Linked DNA regions of Homo sapiens: region 1 is linked to region 2. Evidence: chromatin loops called from intact Hi-C (ENCODE). Cell type or tissue: PC-9. All regions are shown on one strand. Each heading gives the region's core, and the rest is flanking DNA. Links, peaks and the distances in the headings are about the cores only. Region 1 overlaps PRELP (proline and arginine rich end leucine rich repeat protein). Region 2 overlaps ATP2B4 (ATPase plasma membrane Ca2+ transporting 4).

Region 1 (11,240 bases), core at 2,177-10,176, 210 kb after region 2:
CAAGGAGTTGGCCAGGCCTGCGACCAATCAGACTTCTCATTCCTTCTGATGTCCAGCTGTTTCCCCTCCTCTTTCCTCAGGGGGTCCCCTGCCCCATTCCTGTATTTGACAAAAGAGAATTCTCCCCCCACCTTCCGCTTCACCCCCCACCTCCAGCTCCTGCTCTCTCTCCTCTTACTCTGTCAGCTCCTTCTTTCTTTTCCTTGTCCACTCTCCTGATAAGGCCACATCTTTGAGGAACAGGGAGTGCCATCCCCTGCAAGGAAGGGGCCCCATCCCTCAGATTCTGAGTCCTCAGAGAAGGCTGGAGTCGGGGGATATGGAGAGATAGAGCTTGTCTTTGCAGCTTCTTTCTCCAGCCAGAGAGTGACAAGGCTTCAGCTTCATAGCCAGAATCCAAAGATAAAAATAGGTGGAAATGAGGCACTTCACCCTCACCTAGAGCGCCAGCACAGAGACCATAATTGAATAAAATCACCAGAGACAGGAGCTGCAGGCCTAGGTAGTTCAAAGAGAAGGTGTATGGGGGATGAGATCGGATTTGAAAGCCAACTTCAAGTTCACAGATGATGATCATGAGGATACGGGAAATTCTCTAAATCTGCTAGGAGGAAACCAAATGGAAATTGGGAGGTGGGCCCTAGAAAGGATCATAAACACCAGTAGACATTGTGTAGGGTCTCGGGGGCCTGGGAAGTATCCTCTCCCGCACCCTCAGAGATGTACAGTCGTCCCTCAGTAACCATGGGGGATTGGTTCTGCACGTCCAGTGGATACCAAATCCACATATGCTGAGGTCTTTTATATAAAATGGTGAATTTGCACATAACCTACGCACATCCTCCTGTGTACTTCAAATCATCTCTAGATTACCTATAACACCAAACACAATGCTTACACCTCACTCCATTCACATGGATTCCACATAGTACTGGCACACAGCAAATTCAAGTTTTCCTTTTTGGAACGTTGTGAATTTTTTTTTTTTCTGAATATTTTCAATCTGTGGTTGGTTGAATCCACGGATGTGGAACCCACAGATACAGAGGGCCAACGGCATTCATCTGGAAACACTCCCCTTTCCTTGGTGCCTCGAGCAGGCTGCCGAGCAAGTCCTTGCTGAAGGCAGAGGTGGGGTGGCTAAGGAGTCTTCCCCAGCTTCTGCCAGCCTGTGCCCTGGCGCCCACCCAGGTTTCTCAGTGACTCTCCTTGTTCCCTACTCCTTTCCACCAACCAGATACTGAATTCCAGCTGTGAGGCCCCCTAAAGATCTAGTCCAAGTCCTTGTGGTATAGATGAGGAGAGTGAGGCCCAAAGAGGTGACGTGACTTGCCCTAGGTCACACAGAGCCAGGGCCAATGCCTAGATTTTTTGACTCCCTGGTCAGAGAGTTTTCTTTAGTTCATATGACCCTCCCCATTTCCACCTTCTTCCCCAGGAGTCCTGAATCCGTGTGTTTCCAGGCCCTCAGAGCAGATGGCTTGGCAGAACTCATCTCTGCCCTGGCACACCAGGTGAAGAGGCAGATCTAATAGCCTGGCCCTCGAGGGCAGCATTTGGCTTGCTGTGTTCCTGGGCTCCAGCTGGTGCAAGAGGGGGCTTCCCTCAGCCCAAGAGCCTGGTCACCAGAGAAGAGCATGTTCTTGTACCCCTGGCAGCCCCCCACCTGGGAAAAGACACCATCAGAGGCTCTGCTGGGTGGAGGGAAAGATAGCCCTGGATCCTGGAGGGCATCCAGTAGGCAGATGGCACATTTGGCGGGCTGTATGCCTCCATCTTCTCTCCACAGCCTGGGCTTTGCAGCCAGAGGCCCTCCACCCCCACAGCCAGCCTAGGCAATCTCCCCGCTCCCACCCCACACATTTATTCCTGGGAGAAATGCAAATGCGAGTGTTCATTCACTCTCCCTGCCGCCTGCTCCCACTCTCCCTCCCTGCTTTCCCAGAGACATACGCTCCTGCCATCCCTGCTTGGTTGCCACACCCCCACCATCGTTCCTCCCCAATGCATACACACCTGCTCCCCCCACTCCCTGCAGGAGCCACATCCAGACTCAGGCTCGCATCCTAGACCCTCTCCCAACTTCTCCTCTTGCTTTCCCAAGCTCACAGGTCACACACTCTTGTTCTCATGAATATTAGGGGCTGTCCATGGATGTGTACATGTGACCTGGTGGGGGAAACGGCTAACCCCGCAGACTGCTGTTCCAGGCAGCCCAGCTCCCCAAGAGCCTGGCAAAGGAAGCAGGAGGCGGGGGAGGCGTCCTAATCCTAATCTCTCATTAGGAGAGGCAAAAGGCGTGTTGATGAATCGGAGGCGGCAGGTGGTATGGACAGAAGTTTGACCAGCCAACCCTGTTGTTGCCCTTTTCATGGATAGGGAGAGAGAGGCGGGGAAGTTCAGGAACCCTCCTGTGTTTTGGATGACAGGGGTATATCCCCTGCTGAGGGCTTGTAGCCACATAACTCCACTCCATGACCGGAACATGACCCTCTCCTCTTTTTCAGACACACAAGCCCCACAGGGTAGACTCCACACCTTCCTACCTTTGTACTCATGCTGTTTCCTGTCCAGGTGGCGTCTTTTTTTCTTTCATCCACCTGGCAAAATCTGATTTATCCCTTAAGAGCCAGCTCACATGGTAGGAGTCTTTCTGGTTTTCCTCAGGTAGAGGTAAAAGCCCTTTCCTTTATACTGTTCATACACAGTAGTTTCACTCGTGTCTGTGTGAAGCGACCACCAAACAGGCTTTGTGTGAGCAACAAGGCTGTTTATTTCACCTGGGTGCAGGCGGGCTGAGTCCGAAAAGAGTCAGCGAAGGGAGATAGGGATGGGGCCATTTTATAAGATGTGGGTAGGTAATGGAAAATTACAGTCAAAGGGGGTTGTTCTCTGGTGGCCAGGGGTGGGGGTTGCAAGGTGTTCAGTGGGGGAGCTTTTGAGCCAGGATGAGCCAGGAGAAGGAATTTCACAAGGTAATGTCATCAGTTAAGGCAGGGACCAGCCATTTTCACTTCTTTTGTGGTGGAATATCATCAGTTAAGGTAGGAACCAGCCGTCTGGATGTGCACATGCAGGTCACAGGGGATATGATGGCTTAGCTTGGGCTCAGAGGCCTGACACACAGCATTATTACAAACACTTAGGACACAGAGGTATCCATTCATGGATTTCTTTCCCTTTACCAAGGTATGAGTTCCTCAAGGATGTGCTGCTATGTATATTATCCATCCTTGAATGCGTAGCTGGGGACCTGGCATGTGACCGATATCCACTGAACATCCGTGAAGTGAACCGAAGTCGATGTTTAGTAGCCAGGTAGGAGCAGCGAGGGCGTCACCTGGCAGTTCTCATTCTAAAGAAGATGGTGTAGCCTGGGAGGGTCATGAATCCCACTTTTGCAACCAACCTTCCCTCAGAAGAGAGAGTCTGGGACACCCTGTTCTAACCCTTCGGTGGACTTCCGCATGGCATGTAGACCATTCCAGATGACTTGGTCTATGCTCTCTGTCCTTGAGATGGCTCTTTTACTGTTTTGTATGCACACTACATCTCCCCAGTTAGTCTGTAAGCTTTACTTGGGCAGGAAAGACGACCGTTTTGTGTCTTTCTGTGTCTGCCTCAGTACAGAGCTCCTGGGAGACCTTCGACAATTTAGTACATGTAGCTTGAAAGAACCCGAGGCTTTGGGTTTCAAAGGCAGCTGTCAGATTTCTGGTCCGACTTTAGGAATATATATATTTTTTTGTCTGTGGGTGGGCAGTCTCGTGGAACTGAGGATTAATTTTTCATGAGGGTTGTGAGTTTGCGAGAAATTCTTCAAGAAATGGCTTTGGGGCTGGGCATGGTGACTCACGTGTGTAATCCCAGCACTCTGGGGAGGCCAAGGTGGGAGGATCACTTGAGGCCAGGAGTTCCAGACCAGCCTGGGCAACATAATGAGACCCTGCCTCTATTTAAAAATAATAAGAAAAGAGGAAAGAAAAGGCTTTTGGATAGCTTTCGTAGGAATTTCTTAAGAGTATAATCTTTTCCCCACTCATCTTGTTAGAGCAATTAAGAGGCTTTGGGGCTGGGCATGGTGGCTCAATGGTAGGGGGTGGGTGGCAAGATGACTTTATTTTTATTTTTATTTTTATTTTTTTTAAATGAAGTCTCGTTTTGTCTCCTAGGCTGGAGTGCAGTGGTGCGATCTCGGCTCACTGCAACTTCTGCCTCCAGGGTTCAAGCAATTCTCCTGCCTCAGCCTCCCAAGTAGCTGGGACTACAGGCATGTACCACCGCACCCAGCCAATTTTTGTATTTTGAGTAAACAAGGGGTTTCACTATGTTGGCCAGGCTGGTCTTGAACTCCTGACCTCAGGTGATCTGCCCGCTTTGGCCTCCCAGAGTGCTGGGATTACAGGCGTGATCCACCACGCCTGGCTGGCAAGATGACTTTGAAGTGTTATTCTTGACCTGTTCACACCGTTGAGTTCACGCAGGGTGTTTTTCATATTACTTTATTTCCTGTACTGTGAAGTGTGTTGAAATGTGGAAGTTATTTCACAAAGTTAACAGGGTCTTCAAGACAGAAGAGATATACGTGCAGAGTACACACATACACCTACGTACACACCTGTATATGTCGATGACGACAGCATGGAGGGAATGAACTTGTGCATGGAGAAGGGGGCTTTTTTTAAACTTGAAAGAAACCAGCCCATTCTGTGTGTGTTTGGAGGAGGGGAGCCTGTAAAGCCTATTTACCTTGAATCCCCTCTGGCTTACAGCTGCAGAGAGCAAAGGAGAGCAGACATATTCTAGATTGGGCAGTGGGATGATGGTGATTGCGTTGCTGCTCAACGAGTCTGGGTTTGCAGGATCAAGGTAATGACCTCTCCCCTGAGGGCCTCATCAAAGGGGCTGAGGCTGCAAGCTGTGAATAAGATGCAGAAGGGGCTCTTATCCAGGCCGAAGCACCAGGTTGCTTTCGGCCATAATAACGTGTGGACTTTAAGCAGGAGCCTTGAAGAAACCAGCTGCAGCTAGAAAGAATGCGGCGATTGTAGTGGAGCACGGGGGAAGGAGGCTATGATGAAATGGGCCCTATTTTCCATAATTAGCAAAAAAGAAAGGTGAGAAGGAGCATAATGGGAATTTCTTGAAGTTAGGGACCCAGCTTAATCCAATTTCTTAAAAACCTCTGGAACTTTTTTCATCCTAACTTGGGGGTGGGCACTGTGTCTTACTCATTTCTAGAACATCCATCCTCTATGCCTCCCACCAATATACACACGCAGGGGGCTGAGAAGGGGCAGCATCCCTTGGAGGAAGTTAGGGGGAAAGGTGAAGTCGAGGCAGCCCTGTCTGGACCGGGTTCCACTTGGAGACCTGCCAAGCTGCTCACCTGGGCCAGGCAATGGAGGGTGGGGAAGCCTCTGGGGGAGGGACAGTCCATACAGAAAATAAATTACTGCAAGGGAAGGGGCAAATATTTAGGACTTGTCCTGCATTCGAGTATGATTTAAAGTGTGGAGCTGCAGACTCGGAACATGAGCGCCGGAGGGACCTCAGAGGAGCATCTTTTTTTTTTCTTTTTTGAGACGGAGTCTCACTCTGTCGCCCAAGCTGGAGTGCAGTGGCACAATCTCGCCTCACTGCAACCTCCGCCTCCCCGGCTCAAGCGATTCTCCCGCCTCAGCCTCCCAGTAGCTGGGATTATAGGCGCGCGCCACTATGCCTGGCTAATTTTTTTGTATTTTAGTAGAGACGGGGGTTTCACCATGTTGCCCAGGGTGGTTTCGAACTCCTGAGCTCAGGCAATAATCTGCCCGCCTCGGCCTCCCAAAGTGCTGGGATTACAGGCGTGAGCCACCGCGCCCGGCCGGGAGCATCTTATCCACCTCCTCGGTTTACAGATGAGGGAGCTGAGAAGGCACCTGGGAAGGGCCTACAACAAACGGGAGCCGACTATGTCCTCACCTGGGCTCACTCACGATGGGAATGAGCCCAGCCTGGGGACGTTTGTGCCCGCTAGACCCTAGAGGAGAGCGACACCATGCACACGGCCCATGGCTCTTCCGTGTTGGGACCCCACGGGCCTCCTCCACCGAGGAAAATCACCCCAGGAAGAGGGCCAGGCGCAAGACTGGGACCAGCTGTTACTCCCACCAGCCACTAGGTGGCACCGATGCGTCTGTCTCCGAGGAGGAGGCGCATTTTCAAACGTGGAGGGGCTTCTGGGAGACGTCCAGGTGCTCCGCCCCTTCCTCCCTGTTTCTCAGGAGCCGCCTCCCGAGGGTGGAAATGGCTGGGCCGCGCACACTGATGGAGAACAGATGGCGGGGGCGGGGCTGCCTCTTCCTTCCCCCGCCCCCACAAAAACACTGTGAACCCTCCTCCCTAAACCCGAGGTTGGGCAAGGGGGCCGCAGGACCCATCGACGTCACGCGGGCCCATCCCGGGCTTGAACCCTTCCCCTCTCCCATGGCTGCTTCCTAGTTCCTTGGGCCATTCTTCTCCTTGGCTGTTCCTCCTGAGGCCCAGCCAGGAGGGCGTGTGCTATGTTCACCCTGGAACAGAAGGGGGCGCCCTGCGCATCCCTGTGTCCTGCTGGCCAGATGCAGGCCCCTGCGGGAGCCCTGACCCTGCACCCTACCTCCGTCATTCCCTCGCTCCTCCTTCCCGATACCCGGGCCAGCAGGGCCAGGGCGATGTCTGGTGCCGGGGAACCAAGCGGCGGAGCAGCAGCTTTGCCAGAAGGGATCCTTGGCCCAGGAGAACTGGGTTTCTCGGCCTCTTTGAGCCAGAGCTGCCGAAGATGGAGGAGTCCCCAGGGGGACTTTCTGAACCTTACCTCCGGGCTGTTTGCTCGGCCAGGACCAAGATCAGATAGTCCACGGCCCAGATGTACCCAGGAGTGGCGGGTGGGGGAGGAGAGAGAAGGGGACACCAAGTCTTTAGACACATCTGTGTTTCTGGAGCAAAGGGAAACCACAGAAGGCCAGGAGTTTGGGTGTGCACTGGGTGTCTTTCAACTGGGTGGAACCAAACTGAGTCCTTGAAGTCTCGCTCCTGAGGCTGCAGAAGAATAGATGGCTTTTCCCTGCCTCGAGGGTGGGATAAGGGAGGCAAAGCTGGGAGAAAGAAAGGGAGAGAGAGAAAACGAATGGCCGGCACAGGTGCCTGGGCCCCAGCCTTCAAGTGCGGTCAGAGCAGATCCGGTGGCGGAGTAGGGCCTAGATGACCACGGACTGCAGGAGGCGGAAGCACATCATGAGGTCCAGCGGGATGGGCGGCTTCAAGTAGTTTCCATCCAGCCGCAGGTAGCGCAGGTGTGGCACGTTCTCCAGGTCCGAGGAGAAGTCATGGAACGCCACTAGGTCGTTGGGGCAAATCTGGGTTCCGTTGATTTCTACGGAAAAAGAAGACGAGAAATCAGAAGGGAGTGGAGGCTGGCGGCCAAGATGAGGAAGGGGAAGGGGGAAGACACCCGAGAGCAAGGACTGTAGACTTCTCTCTGAAACTGGCTAGCTTTGGGAATGTGTGATCATAGATGAGCTGCCTTGACCTCCAGGCTCAGTTTACTCATTTGTAAAATGAATTAAGTTGGAATTGATCAACAACTGTTATTGCAAGTTAACTCTAGAGAATTGGAAGTAAATTTTGAACTGGGCCTTCAAGAATAGGTAGAATTACAACAGGTGGAGACCTGGGGGATGGTGTTCTGATAGAGGAATCTGTTTGAATGAAGTTGTGGAGGCCAAAATTCTGCTTGTGGGCGAATCTGGGAATAGTAATAGTGCCCAATGTGATGTACTAAGGAGAGTAAGCTGGGAAGGTAGTTAGGCTTTCACTAAGAGGCTTTTGATCTCTGGTCTGAGGAATGGCAGTGAACAGGACTGTCTTTGTGAGAGCGATGTTATTAACAGGATACTTGAACCATGGTATCCTGGAGCGTTAAATCTGGAAGGGTCCTTAGAGATCCCTATGTTCAGGTTTATGCTGTACAAAGATAATCCGGCTACACTGTGGAGAAGCAATGGAGTAAGGTGAGATCTGAAGCCAGTAGGTGGATGTGAAAATTACTCTGCAGGTTTTCCTTTGAATTGGATGTGAGACATGAGGATGGGCAAAAGATGGTAACTGAAATAAGGATGACAGGAAGAGGAAAGAGGATCTGGGGAGAGCTCCGGAACCCCCGGGACATGATGAGCCTACTGATTCTGAAGGGTCCATGGCCTGAGATTCCATTTCCTCCATCACATCTTGTTGGATGCCTGTGGCACCAGGCATGCCAGCATTTAAATGAACTGTTTTATTCTCCCTAAGCCTTGCCTCACTTATCATTTATGGAGGAGCAGGAGGAGGAAGAGTAGGCATCATCTTCATTGTAATTGTCTTCCTCTTCCTTTTCCTCGTCTTTCTTCTTTGCCATTGGAGTAGCAGAAGGGCCCTGACACGGGGGTTTTCTCTTATGAGCTTGGGGCTGTGGCCTAGCCACCCTCATGCTGAGTTCTTCAATCTGTGAAATGGTAAGAGTGGTGCCTGCCCTGTAATCAGGGGAGAGAATGTTGGCAAAGGCATTTTGTAAGCTGTTTAAAGACAGTACCAGTGGCAGCATTATGGTCATTGTGAAGAACGTAATCACCCCACTGACCTAGGCCCCACTCAGCCCATTCTGTCGGGTAAAAGGCACAGGAGACAGGCTGGATGGGGTGGGCTCATGTGGGTGAGGTGTGAGTTCTCTGACTTCAACCTTAGAAGGTTGGGATATCCTCCAGCAACCTGTTCTTCCACAATCTGGTAGAGACCTATCAGCCATTTATTAATCAAGGTATCCCTTCTGTCTGTATTTTGGCCTCATAGCTTCCTGGGGGTAATGTGTTTTATTTTAGTGTGCTGTCTCCAGGGTAAAATTATACAGTCTTCCCCTTTTCCCATTTTTTTTTTGTAAGATTAAAAAAAAAATCCTCCCCTACTTCTTGAAATTATCCCAAATGAGTGAACGATCTATTCGCCCATTGTTGGTGTCGGTAGAGACACCAACAATCTCCATCTCATTCTTTGGTTTGGAACCTAAGGATCCCCAAATATCATTCTAGGGGTCCTTCTCTTTTCCCTCAATCCCTCTCTTCCCTTCTGCTGCTGCATCCCTTCTGTGAATGTAGGCTGATTTTGTTCAAGGACCAGAAAATATTATTTCACTTCTAAACCTTTCTGCTAATGCTCTGCTCCGAGCTGAAATTTTTGATTGAAGCAAAACTGCAACTTCCAGCCTCCTCTCCTGGGCTGCAATTGATACTCCAAGTCCAGAACCCTGTAAATGTCACTTAGGCAAACTCTTCCTTAAGTGCACCTAAACATCGCACCCTTCCAGATAGATTCAGAAAGCACCAGCATGCAGACCTTCTTTTCCTGACTGCCACATTTTTACCAGTTGCATACCCTGAATCAAAACCCAGGCTCAGGCTTGGGAAGAAGCATCTTCCCACAGGGGCAGGTTTCTGCAGAGGGCAGACCCAGGACATTTCAGGATAGGTATTTAAATGTCTCTGTTCTGTTTTTAGCAGAATGTCCAGGAGTATATTCCATGTCTACCCTACCTATAGATCCAGTTGCCAAGGAACTGGGGCTGAGGAAGAATGGAGGAAGAAAACCTATGACCCTCCAAGTATGGTATTCTGGGCACTTTCTCCATATTAAACTATTACATCCTCATATCACCTTTGTGATAGAAGATATTGTTACCATTCTCACTTTACAGATGAGGAAACTTCCCAGACTGGTCAAATATCTTTTCAAGGTCACCCAGATAGCAAGTGGCAAGGCCATGAATTGAAGTCCAGTGCCAAAGTGGATGCTTTTTATACCACCCCACCCTGAGTCTCCCTAGAGAGGGTGGAAGTGCTACACAAGCCAACCTCCTTGCCTTCGGCCCCGCCCCGGCCCACCCCACTCACTCTCGATGCTATTGTTGTTGAGGTACAGGTGTTCCAGCCTGTTGTTGATGGCGGGCACACTGCTGATCCTGTTGTGGGACAGGTGGAGCACAAGCAGGTTGGAGATATTAAAGGAGTTCTTGGGGAGTCCCCTGTCTGTCAGCTTGTTGTAGTTAAGCCGAATGAAGGCAAGATTGGGAAAGCTCTTGAAGTATCCGTTAGGGATGGTCTCAATCTTGTTACTGTCCAGGTAGAGCTGGTGAATGGCGGTGGGGACCCTGGGCGGCATCTTTCTCAGGATGTTGTGGGCCAGGTTGAGCTGCATGAGGTTCTTGAGGCCATGGAAGGTGTCGGGCTTGAAGACGCCGTCGCTCAGCCTGTTGTGCTGGAGATCCAGGAGCAGCAGGTTCTCCAGCTTGCTGAAGACACCAGGCGGGATTCTGGAGATGTGGTTCTGGCTCAGCCTCAGCTGCTCCAGGTTCCGGGGCAGGGCCGAGGGGACCTCTTCCAACTGGTTCTTCTCCATGTAGAGGAACACCAGGCCGGGCAGTTTCTCCAGCACCCTCTGGTCTATCTTGCGGATTCGGTTGTTGTCCAGGTTAATCCATCGCAGGCCTGTGGCATTCTGGAAGGACTCCACCGGGAGCTCAGTGATGAAGTTGTTCTGGAGATAGAGGTAATGGATGCGGGGCGGGATGACAGGGACCTTTCGCAGGTTGCGGCTATCACAGTAGAGGGCAGATGGGAAATCAGGGGGGCAGTAGCATTCGCGGGGACAGTCAGGGAAGATAGATGGAGGGCCTGGAGGGAGGGGAGGAGGCAGGTCTGTTGGCTCTGCTGGTTCATCAGGCTGAGGAAAGCTGGGTGTGGGCCTGGGCCTGGGCCTGGGTCTGCGCCCGGGCCCAGTCCCGGGTCTTGGTCGTCTTGTTGGCTGGCCTTGGGCCACTGAGGCCAAGATGAGAAGTGGGAGGAGCCAGCAGAGGGGTGACCTCATGATCCAGGTGATGCACCTGCAGGGAGAAGACACATAAGGTCATTATCCTTGGGCCCTCAGTAACTAGTTGTCATGTTTTTGAAGCCAGAGTTGGGCAGAACTAGAGCTCTAGGGAAGATGGGCAGAGCTCAGGGAGCTGTGGAAGCATCTCCTTGTTTGCCTGTACCCAGCAGGTAAGGGAATAACAAGGGCTTGAGGCTCTGGATTCCCTGGCCATTGGCTTAGCCACTCGATGTGTTGAGCCTGCTCTGAAGAGGGCGGGGGACATGCTGGTAGAAAGCACATTGGTGGCCAGGTGCGGTGGCTCACACCTGTAATCCAGC
Region 2 (11,240 bases), core at 1,384-9,383:
GACTTGAGAGGGGGACTAACTGGACTCTCCTAAATCTAGGTCAAAGGCCATTTCCTAGCCAACATCTCTCCACATTTCATCTTCCAGTCCCACACAAAAATCCAAGATACTGACTGGGTGCAGTGATTCATGCCTGTAATTTCAGTACTTCGGGAGGCTGAGACGGGCAGATCACCTGAGGTCAGAAGTTCAAGACCAGCCTGGCCAACATGGTGAAACCCTGTCTCTGTAAAAGATACAAAAAGTAACTGGGCATGGTGGTGCACACCTGTAATCCCAGCTACTTGGGAGGCTGAGGCACGAGAATCACTTGAACCCGGGAGGCGGAGGTTGCATCATTGCATTCCAGCCTGGGTGACAGAATGAGACTCTGTCTTAAAAAAAAAAAAAAATCCAAGATACCATTTTTGTCATTCTCTTAAGATTCTGCTGGGTCATTTCAACATTGATGCATCTGACAGAGATGGTCCTTCCATAATACCAGGGACTTCTGCTCTTGTGAGGCACCAGCCAAAGTTTATAGATGATAGAATGGCTTATCTTTTCACTAAAGGTTACATGGTACCCTTCTCTCCCATCTCTATCCTAAAGGAAGAGATAGGATTGTTCTAGTCTCACCTTCACAGAGTAGGCCAGTGAGATGGTGACAGCCAGAGGCAGCCCCTCTGGCACAGCCACCACCAGTACAGTGATGCCGATGATGAAGAACTTGACAAAGTACTGGATGTAGATGGGAGTACACTCAGGGAGCCATGGTCTGCGATTTATCACAAAGTTGTCAATCACAAAGTATAGAATCAGGATGAAAACCGTGAGAGCAGACATGAGCAGACCTGTCCAGAGAAACAAGTCATATGAACCCAGGCTGGAGGGCAGTCCTAGGGCCCTAGCCAGAGATAGATTGGCATCAGTTGTAGCCTTTGTTGCCAATTATTAAAACCACCATCGCCAGGAAGACTTACTAAAATCCCCCCCATTCTCTGTTGCTTGTACATTATAGCATAGGGAACAGACAGTGGTTTCGTATTTCAAAGACACAGGTTCTATTCTCAGCACTGCACTAACTTGACTTGTGGCTTTGGACAAGTCATTGACCCTCTCTGGGCCTGTTTCCTAGATCAAATTCCTCATTCATAAATCAGGGGGTTGATCTGTTTCCTGAAACAGCTTTCTATGATCCTATTCCACGCCCACCCTCTCCCTGCGATTCATAATGTCATGACTGTACTTGTCCATTTCATAGTAGTTTATCAATTTTGACTTCTCCTCTACTAACCTCTGAATGTTGGACAATTCACACCTTGTTTACAACAATGCCTCTATGGTGCTAGTGTATCACCTGCATGACTAACTCTTAGAACAGTGCTTCCCAAGATTTCTCTTGTCACGGCACACATAGAAGATGCCAATAATAGTAAATACTTATGTGGGCACCTGCTGTGGGCCAGGCAAGCACTTCACAACCCTGTGAAATAGGTCATTATTATTACCGCCTTTTTAAAGATGAGGAAATGAAAGTACTGGGAAGTCTTTGGTATGGCCCATTGGTAGAGTAACCAAACCATCCTGAGACTACTGAACAGTTTCCAGGGATGTGGGGCTTTGCTAAAATTGAGAAAATCCCAAGCAAACTGGGATGGTTGGTTACCCTACACATTACAGTACGTGAAAGAATCTGCTCAAGGTCAAAACCGACTGGCTTAGGGGTTCTGATTGCCATGGGTGCTGCCTGGATGCTTTGAGGGCTGATGGAATCAATATCTGGGGACAACTGTCCCTAACTGTGGCACAATATTTGGGAAAAGCTCTGCTTTAAATCATTATCTGGTTTTGGTTTTTGCTTTTCCCAAGGGCCTGATGATTCGGGGGCCTCCAAGCAAGGCTAGAGATGATGATATCAATGAAAGCAAATTCTTCCGTTCTTTGCTTGATTAGGGCCAGGACTCAGGTGGAGAAGCAAGCCACTGAGAGTGCAAAATTTAAGGAACTCACTCTCCAGGTGGTGGAAAGCATCTGACTTGCCTCACCCTATTCCTGGACTGGCCTAATATATAAAATAAAGCAACAGAGGAGACTAGTGGCCAGCCATCAGGTAGCTTGTACTCTGTAAGAAGAACAAGGCAGGGGACAGGTACAGTGGCTCACGCCTATAATCCCAGCACTTTGGGAGGCTGAGGCCGGCAGATCACTTGAGGCCATGGGATTCCTTGAGTCCAGGGGCAGATCACTTGAGGATAGGAGTTTGAGACTAGCCTGCCCAAAATGGCAAAAATCTGTCTTTACTAAAAATTAGCCAGGCATGGTGATGCACATCTGTAATCCCAGCTACTCGGGAGACTCACTTGAACCCCGGAGGTGGAGGTTGCAGTGAGCCAAGATTGCATCACTGCACTCCAGCTTGGGTGACAGAGTGAGACTTTGTCTCAAAAACAAACAAACAACAACAACAACAAGGCAAGGATTAGGAGAATAGTACAAGGGTTAGGTGGGGTAGATTTAATGTTTCAAACCTGTGTGTTTGATTCTGCACCTGCAATTCATCTCATCCATGTATAGTTTATATGCAAGAGATTTCACAGTAGTTAAAATTAGCTGGGTACCAGAATGGACATGAAGAGGTTAGGCCAACTCAGTCCAATAGATCTTTCTGTGACGCTTAAGAAGTTCTCTATTTATGCTGTCCAATATGACAGCCACTACTAGCACATGTGGCTCGTGACCAACTAAAATTTACCCCAGCAACTGGATTTTTAACTTTATTTACTTTTAATTAATTTAAATTGCAGCAGCCACATGTGGTGAGTGGCTGCTATGGTGGGCAGCATAGATCCCTGCCATCCAATGTGTGCAAACTGAATCAGCGGTGCTGGCATCCTGTGGGGGCTTATTAGGAATGCAGAATCTCGGGCTCCACACCAGACCCCCTGAACTGAATCTACACTTTAACAAGAACCCGAGGTAAGTTGTATACAGCTGTATAAAGTGCAGAGATGTGCTGATTATGATTGTGGTAAACAGAAAGGTGGAATCAGAGAATAAACAGTGGTAAAAAACTACTCTCTGGCAGGGTGCGGTGGCTTATGCCTGTATCCTAGCACTTTGAGAGGCCGAGGTGGGCGGATCACTTGAGACCAGGAGTTCGAGACCAGCCTGGCCAACATGGTGAAACCCCATCTCTACTAAAAATACAAGAATTAGATGGGCTTGGTGGTGTGCACCTGTAGTCCCTGCTACTTGGGTGGCTGAGGCAGGAAAGTCGCTTGAACCCAGGAGGTAGAGTCTGCAGTGAGCTGAGATGGTGCCACTGCACTCCATCCTGGGCAACAGAGGAAGACGCCATCTCAAAAAAAAAAAAAAAAAAAAAAAAAAAAAAAGACTGTTCCTTGAGAGATATGTCCACTAAAGTAGCAATCTTCTATTTCTTCTTCCCACTCCCCTTTCTCCCCCTCCATTGAAAGAAGGTGGTGAGACAGGAAAATGTAGAGGCAAGTGATGGAGAAGCCACTTCCTCATATGCAGAGTGCATTATTTAGTTACCTCTCTTCTGGAGAGAGCCTCTGTAACCACAGCCTTCCTTCTTCCTCCAGTCCTTACTTGGTATTTATTGCTCTGTGCTTAGCCAGATCCTACTCCTATGCTAGAGAATTGCCTGTAGCAAGCTGCAGCCTTCTCTATCTTTAAGGAATTTACAACCCAAAGCAAGAGACAGGTAAGCAGTTATTAAAGTCTTCCTTCTTGCTAATGTAAATCTCCCCTGCTGTAATATATGCTCTTTGTTTCTCATTCATTTGGATTAAGAGATCTCAGGGCCATTAACCCTTACACACAGGAAAACATTTCTCTCTGAAAAAGCCTAGGGAGCGACCAAACAGTGGCGGAGATAGGGAAACAGCCGCCTAGCCCCAACTAGCCACCCTGAAGTTTCAGCTTCTTTCTGCCAGTCTCGGTCGGTGCAGAAAGAAGGGGATAAAAGTGATGAGGATCCAAGACAACATTGATAAACCACAACGAGGCTCTACCCTACTCACCGGCTTTCCCAATCTGAACAGCCAGGCGAGTCAGCTTGCCCTGCAGCACTGACTTCTCCTTTTTAGGCACCTTGACTGCCTTCTTGTCCTTTTCCTCATTGTCGATTCCCTCCTGGCTGTTGAGTGGCTGGATTTCCAGGGCCACTCCGTCTTGGGTCTTTGCTGGAGTGTACACACAAATAGGACAGGTGAGCAGGCAAGGTGGTAGCACTGAGTGGCAGGCAGGTGGAAACCAGAAAACCTTCCTGTCTCTTTCCCGGAATATACCTTGGACCCTGACATCAGTTCCGACCACTTCCAACCCATGCTAGACATGGAACTTGCCTTCAACACTCTATTAGGGCCTTTGGAATAATATTCTAATGAGTTTAGATGAAACTGGGGTGCTTTTAGGGTATGGATTTCTTCTTCAGTGGCAGCTTCCTGGTACTACCTCAGAGTCCCAAGCTAGGTTTATTCCAGCAAGGGGATTAATCATGTCACTAAGCACTATTAAAACAACCATCCTTCCTGGAACTCAGTGCTTAAAATAGTGAATCTTTACTGCAGAAAGGGGCTGAAGGAGAGGGTTGGCAGATGTTTCTGGAGCACAAGATTGCTCTGTTAAATGGTTTATCTCTCTCTCTCTCTCTCTCTCTCTCTCTCTCTCGATTGTCAGGGAAGAAACACATACCCCCAGACCCAGGGTATTTTCCAGCCCCTTCTAGCAGTTGAGGATAGGAAAAGAAAATTCCCTTTCTTCCCTGCCTGACAAAGGTAGAGAGATACAGAGTGGGACCTGGGGTTAAGTCTTTTGGGGAAGAGGGAAGAAGCTGGTGTGAGGGACCTCCTGGAATAAGAGAAAGCAGGGATAAAGAGAGACATATAAATCCATTTTGCTTTTAAAAGAAGAGTTAAAGACCTAAAATTAAAGAATTATTTCTGTTTAGCTCTGGTTTTCCAATGTGATGACTTTATTTCTAAAGACTGCTGTGATGTGGGTTACAAAGTAAAAACAAATCTCTAGGAGCGTCACAAGACAGTAGTTCTTGCTGGCTCCCAGCACCACTCCACTTTCACTGCTATAGGGCTCAGCCCCTTGCTTAGGATACCCTTCCTGAGTAGTCCCTGCTGTCAGACTCACAAACAAGAAGACGGAGACAGAATGTGAACACAGTCACCAAAAGAGACACACACATCAGATCAGGAGGAAGAAAACAGACTGTGGCAAGAACAAAGAAGGGAGGTGGGGAGAGAGATACAGAGAAAGGGCTCTCTCCAAGCACCCCTGAGAAGACCAGCAGAGAAGGGATCCAGACCAGAAGAGGACACTTATGAGGAAGCTAGCAAGAGGACGGTGCAGGGACTACCCACCCCACCTCCCTCCACCATGAGGACCCTGAAGTCTTCCAACCCAGAAACTGATGACTGTTGGTGTTTAAATCAGGCTGAGGTCAATGAAGCAGAGTTCAGCTCCCTAGGAAGAGCAGATCAATCCTACACACTCCCCAAGACAAACCTTGACATGACATTCTGTGAGCCAACAGCAGAGGGTGCTGTTGTCCCATCTTAGATTGGGATCAGGACCTTGAGACCACCCCAAAAATCTCTGCACCTTCCTCAGGATGAGGCATCTGAGCCACAGCAGCAGATAACAGATTTATGGAGAGGAAAAGGGAGAAGGAAGATGGCCTGGAAAGGTCTGGTTTGAGTGTGGGCAGGTAGAGATGGTAAATGAGTAGTTGGAGAGGTTACCTTTGTTGCGATTTTCAGGGACTCCTTGTTTTTTACCTGTTTGAACAAGAAAGAAAAAAGTGGGGTCGAAACCCAAAGTAACTATTAAGAGATCCAATTTGTTGGTCCTGCTCAGAGCCCAGAAGGACAACAGCAAAGTGTTTGGGTTGCAGGGAAGGGACATAAATGTAAAGGAAGCTCACATCTCTGTTTTCATTCATTCTTGCTAGAGGCTGTCATGAATCCTCGGGATATCCACCAAAACGCTCATGTAGGTGAGTGCATACTCATACCTGAGGTGCTTTCTCTTGCTCCTGGCCTGAGTCACATTGCTTGGAAAAATGGGGTGGGGATTAGGAAGTGAGAGGTTTGAACCGTTTCTGCCTGATGGCAAAGACTTTGAAAGGTGTCTCCGTGTTACTTCAACAGCACCAGGCAAGCTTCCCCCTTATTCATCTGCAGGCAGCTGCAGAAATGAATTATTTAGTTCCTGAGAGAATGTGTTTTGTTTCCTTTTCATAAACTGTCCTCCACTAAACAGCTCAAGATGATTCTCCAGCCAAGTGGTAGAAACCTTCTCTCCCCTAAGGGAAGAAGGAATGCTTAGGGAAACGTGTAGACTTGGTTTTAGTATCTTCTCCTCTTTCTCCCTCTTATTCTTTCCTTCAGGAATAACTGAGTGGCAAAGACTGAACTAACTGTTCCTACTCTTCTAGCTGTGTGTCTCTTCCATTGAGAGCCTACAGTTTCGGCAGAAATCTATTTTACTCTTCTGGCCAATTTTCTCTTAGTCTTGATGGTTCGTTTAACCCCCCATCTTTGAGGAAGAAAGTTGGGGAAGGAGGGGGAGTACACGGAAGGCATTTGGGGCTACCAGCACCTAGCCAGTTTATTTAGGGCAGGCTTTATAACTCATCCCTTTACAAGCTACCATTAGACATAAAAATCAAGGCTCAAATTCAACCTGATTTGGGAGCCTAGAGCCAGGATCTGGTTTTCATCAGAGCTCCCTGGAGCCAAGGATTTACATCTTTATCTCAGCAAGGAGTTTGGATATCTGCTTTCTTCATGGCAGCAGATTCTTCCAACCATGCTTTCTATCCAGATCTGCTCCCTCGCTTCCTTGTTTGTCCATGGGGATGAGAGGAAAGAGAATCTCATTCCAGATGCCCCTTACCTTTCTTCTTTTTCTCCCCTTCGTCATCCTCATTGACCCCCAAGAGAGTAAGGATGATTCCAGTCTGAGAGTTGACACCAACAGCTGTCACCACCATCCGGCCAGAACCTTCCATGACATGGGTCCCTACACGGGAAAGGAGAAGATGGGAAGGAATGGGTTTTTTAATACCTAGACATGATTTGGTATGAAACACAAACTTAGAAGAAAAAATACTCCTCCCTACCCCATGGATAATGATGTGCTTAGCACAGTAGGAAAAGGTCAAGAGCTGGGCGCATTTAAAACAGACCAGACAAATTGGGAGTAAGGAGGAAAATGTGTCTAACCGCTTTAGGGTAAGCCCTCCCTCCTGCCCCCGCCACCCCTGCAACCAGCAAAGCCCCTTCAAGGCCCTTATAACACTTGTTTCATGGAAAACTTCATTTAGGCTGCCTGATATCCTTGTATTCCACCCACCAAAATGCTGTTGCCCCAGCTGAACCCCAGGGAAGGAGATGGGACAGAGTCAGAGGAGAGAACAGGGTCTGGATCCTGTGGCCTAGGTGTTTGCAGGGAGGTAAATGGGAACTTGGGCAGCCAGGGCCTATACCTGAGAGCAACATGGGGTCTTTGTCCAGGGACTTCTTGACATGGTCAGATTCCCCTGTCAGAGAGCTCTCATCAATCTTCAGATCATTCCCTTGGATCAGGATTCCATCTGCAGGCAGCAGATCACCTAGAGCACAAAGGGGAAGGAGGGACAGTGAAGGAGATAGTAAGAGACTGGCTGAGGGTAGGGTCCTCCAACTCCTTCAACCCTATCTCATGGCTGTTCCCATGGGCCCTATCTAGACAGCAATGGCCGAGAGTACATGGAGACTCTTTACAAGTCTTCAGCTCTGTACAATCTGGGAGAAGGTTGCTTTCCAGGCATTATAAATTCAAACTCTTATTCATCCCCAACACCTTTCCATGGCCTGAATGTTATACACTTTTAACCCTAAGACACACAGGGTACAAGTCTGACAATCTTGCGACAGAGTTTCAGCTACTCCTTTCTGAAATGGCTTCCCACAACCTCTTTAAACTCTAACCTAGAAGTGAATACAATTTTGGATCTTATCTTTTTGGGTTTTCAGCAATTCCCAGCCCCCTCATGCCAAAGGACCTATCCCTTAAATGGGGGTGGTGGTGGGGTAAGCAAAAGAAACACGGAGCTCTCACCGTATTTGACTTGGGCAATATCACCAACCACAATCTCAGCCACAGGGAGCTGGATGAGTTGACCGTTTCGGATGATGGAGAACTTTTGCTCCTGTTCAATGCGGCACTGCAGCCCCCGGAATTGCTTCTCTTTGCTCCAATCATTAAAGGCAGTCACTAACACCACGATGATCACTGAGAAAAGGATGGCTGCCCCCTCAATCCAGCCAGCTTGTGCCTCATTTTCATCTTCTGGGGTAGTTGCGACTTGACCACACACTATCCCAGGAAGGGAGAGAAATAGTCACTGAAGGGCTTTTGTTGACATTAAGAAATAGGAGTAGTGCTTCCACAATCACCCCAAGATAGAAAGTCAGGAAAAGTGAATAATAGCAAATACAACTGTTGGCTGGAAGAGGATATCAGAGGATAGCAGGATTGAGTATTGTCTTATCACTAGTGTAACTATTTATGTTAATCCAAAAGAGGCAAATGACTAAATAGTACAAACTATCAAATTTAGGGAAGTCACATGTAAGGTCACACTTATGGTTCCCAACATGGTCAGGCTTTCACTACTGTTTCCCATCATGCCAGACAATTGGTGGCAGGGGGCACTTTGAGATGTAGGGTTTTGTTGGTTGGATAAGGGTAGAGAATTCCTGGCTGGGGGTGTTGGTTCACACCTGCAATCCCAGCACTCTGGGAGGCCAAGGCAGGCAGATCGCTTGACCCCAGGGGTTTGAGACCAACCTGGGCAACATAGTGAGACCTTGTCTCTATGTTGTAAAAATTATTAAATAGGCCAGGCAAGTGGGTCACGCCTGTAATCCCAGCACTTTAGGAGGCCAAGGCGGGTGGATCACCTGAGGTCAGGAGTTTGATACCAGTCTGGCCAACATGGTAAGGCCCTGTCTCTACTAAAAATACAAAAATTAGCCAGGCGTGATGGCACACGCCTGTAATCCCAGCTACTCAGGAGGCCGAGGCACGAGAATTGCTTGAACCCAGGAGGTTGCAGTGAGCCCAGATTAAGCTGCTGCACCCAGCCTGGGTGACAGAGCAAGATTCCATTAAAATAATAATAATAATAATAATTAATAAATAAATAAAATGTCTTAAAAGGGTAGAGGATTCCTGACATTCCGAAAAAGGATTTAATAGAAGACAGAGGGTGAGGGTGGGGTGGGGAGGAACCCTTGGAATAAGGATGAGTTGGAAGAATAGCTTAGTAGCTACTGCTTGGTTTCCTTTGGAAAGCCCACTCTGGATAATGGGGGAAATGTTTTAAGCTATAACCTGTCAGCCACCAATACTAAGCGCTTGGTGGTGGTGGTGGAAAGAACCCAGATAAGAGTCACGCTGAGCTGTTTAGGACACTCACGTTCATTTTCTTCACCAGCAGGGCGATAAAAGGACAGGACCAGGGAGATGATGGCTGCAATCTCCAGGATGATAAGCGTGACATCTTGAAGAGCTTCCCACACTAATTCTAAGAAAGTCTTGGGCTTTTTGGGGGGGATCACGTTGTGTCCAAACACCTGCCTACGTTTCTCCAGATCTGCAGGGTTCCCAGACAGACCTGAAAAGGAGATAGGAGTGGATGAATGAATGTAGGAAAAAAGGAAAATGATAAAAGGCAGTTTTGAAGTGGCAGTGAGCCATGATCATGTCATTACACTCTAGCCTGGGCAACAGAGAGAGACGCTGTCTCAAAAATAAATAAAATAAAGAGGCCAGGCATGGTATCTCACGTCTGTAATCCTAGCACTTTGGGAGGCCAAGGTGGGTGAATTGCTTATGTTTAGGAGTTCGAGACCAGCCTGGGCAACATGGTGAAACCTTGTCTCCACAAAAAAGACAAAAATTAGCCAGGCATGATGTGGTGCACCTGTAGTCACAGCTACTCAGGAAGCCGAAGTGGGAAGATTGTTTTGACCTCAGGAGTTTGAGGCTGCAGTGAGCAGCAGTGATCACGTCATTGCACTCCAGCCTGGGCAACAAAATGAGACCTTGTCTCTAAAATAAAATAAATAAAAAAGACCCTTTCCTTCCTGATTTGCTCAAGTATGAGATCCAGTTAGAGACAACCATCCTAATCTGCCCAGGACTTAGAGAGGGTGGAACTTTCAGTCTAAAAATGGGCAAAATGAAACTAGTCAGCCATGGGACCACTCACTTATCTTAGTAACAAGTATAAGCTGGATAAATTCTTAACCAGACATAAAATCTTATCTGCTACTGATTGAGTATGCCCCAGGCTCCAGCTCTGAGAACATTAAATATTAAAGTGGTTCTTGGGATTCACATAGAACTTTTATGTCATATTAACAGGTAAATGCTGCAGTGATTTAAAAGCAGAGTGAGCTGCCATCCATTGGCTCACACACAAAGGCCAGGAAGAACAAGCTCCTTGCTCAAGGTCATGCAAGATGGAGGCAGAGCCCACACATGTGTCCTAATTCTAAGATCCAGGAGCTTTAGGGGAGCATCAGGGCAGAGTCTTTAAGACTATAACTTGTGGGCATTCCCTTTAAGCACATGTGCCCCTCTTCTGTCACACACATATACACACCTGTGTGCCTAGGTGTATGCATGTACACACACTCACAGAGGCACAAACACACACCACTGAGAGATACTACCATTCTACTAAGGACTAAGTAGGTACTAAGGGAAGTACTACTACTCAGATTGAATAAAAAGAGAACAAGAAAGGTGGGGCCACAAAGTTTTCAGATGCCACGCAGTACTTGATTAGCAGCATCCTCCCTACCAACATACGTTTGCTTACATACCTGTGTGTACACACACCACATGCCACACACACTATACAGACACATACACACCACAAACCACATACACCACTCACATCACACACCTTATACACAATATACAGACACATACACACCAAACACAAACCACATACACAATACATACCACACAGATATATGACACACACACACACAGAACATGCACCACATACATACCACACCTACTCTCTACGCACTTTCCCAGAGGGACAAGAGATAGGCAGAATTATTCTCAGTGCTTTCCTTATATTTGGGTCCTTTCATGGGTCCCCAGGTGGGGCTACCCTTGAAGGGAAGAGGGGCAATCCTACCATGGTGATTAAT

The links. Hi-C counts contacts between places; a loop is a spot of excess contacts. Peaks named below come from ENCODE experiments on the same cell type or tissue, not always from the same donor. Only the 100,000 strongest peaks of a DNase experiment are listed, where the experiment ranks them.
Region 1: a loop joins it to region 2, with 5 times the contacts of the local background. A loop is called at or near these places in 3 of 110 quality-filtered maps.

Annotation. Positions count from the first base shown.
Region 1 is chr1:203,482,862-203,494,101 of GRCh38, reverse strand. PRELP (proline and arginine rich end leucine rich repeat protein) reads right to left here. Exons shown (of 3, transcript NM_002725.4): 2 at 9,945-10,933; 3 at 2,750-7,396. The coding sequence starts at 10,917. The coding sequence ends at 7,221. Among named protein-coding and RNA genes, the nearest start is that of OPTC, 5.7 kb to the left of the region's middle. RefSeq lists a silencer at 228-456 and an enhancer at 1,844-2,642. In PC-9, for the core only: CTCF peaks have their summits at 5,968, 6,169 (motif pointing right) and 6,548 (motif pointing right); a DNase peak (open chromatin) is centred at 6,181; H3K4me3 peaks cover 913 bases.
Region 2 is chr1:203,696,602-203,707,841 of GRCh38, reverse strand. It overlaps ATP2B4 (ATPase plasma membrane Ca2+ transporting 4), which reads right to left. Exons shown (of 21, transcript NM_001684.5): 3 at 9,488-9,685; 4 at 8,125-8,382; 5 at 7,511-7,636; 6 at 6,919-7,044; 7 at 5,763-5,798; 8 at 4,029-4,190; 9 at 619-833. Among named protein-coding and RNA genes, the nearest start is that of SNORA77, 27 kb to the left of the region's middle. In PC-9, for the core only: CTCF peaks have their summits at 5,394 and 5,594 (motif pointing right); no DNase peak of the experiment used is centred there.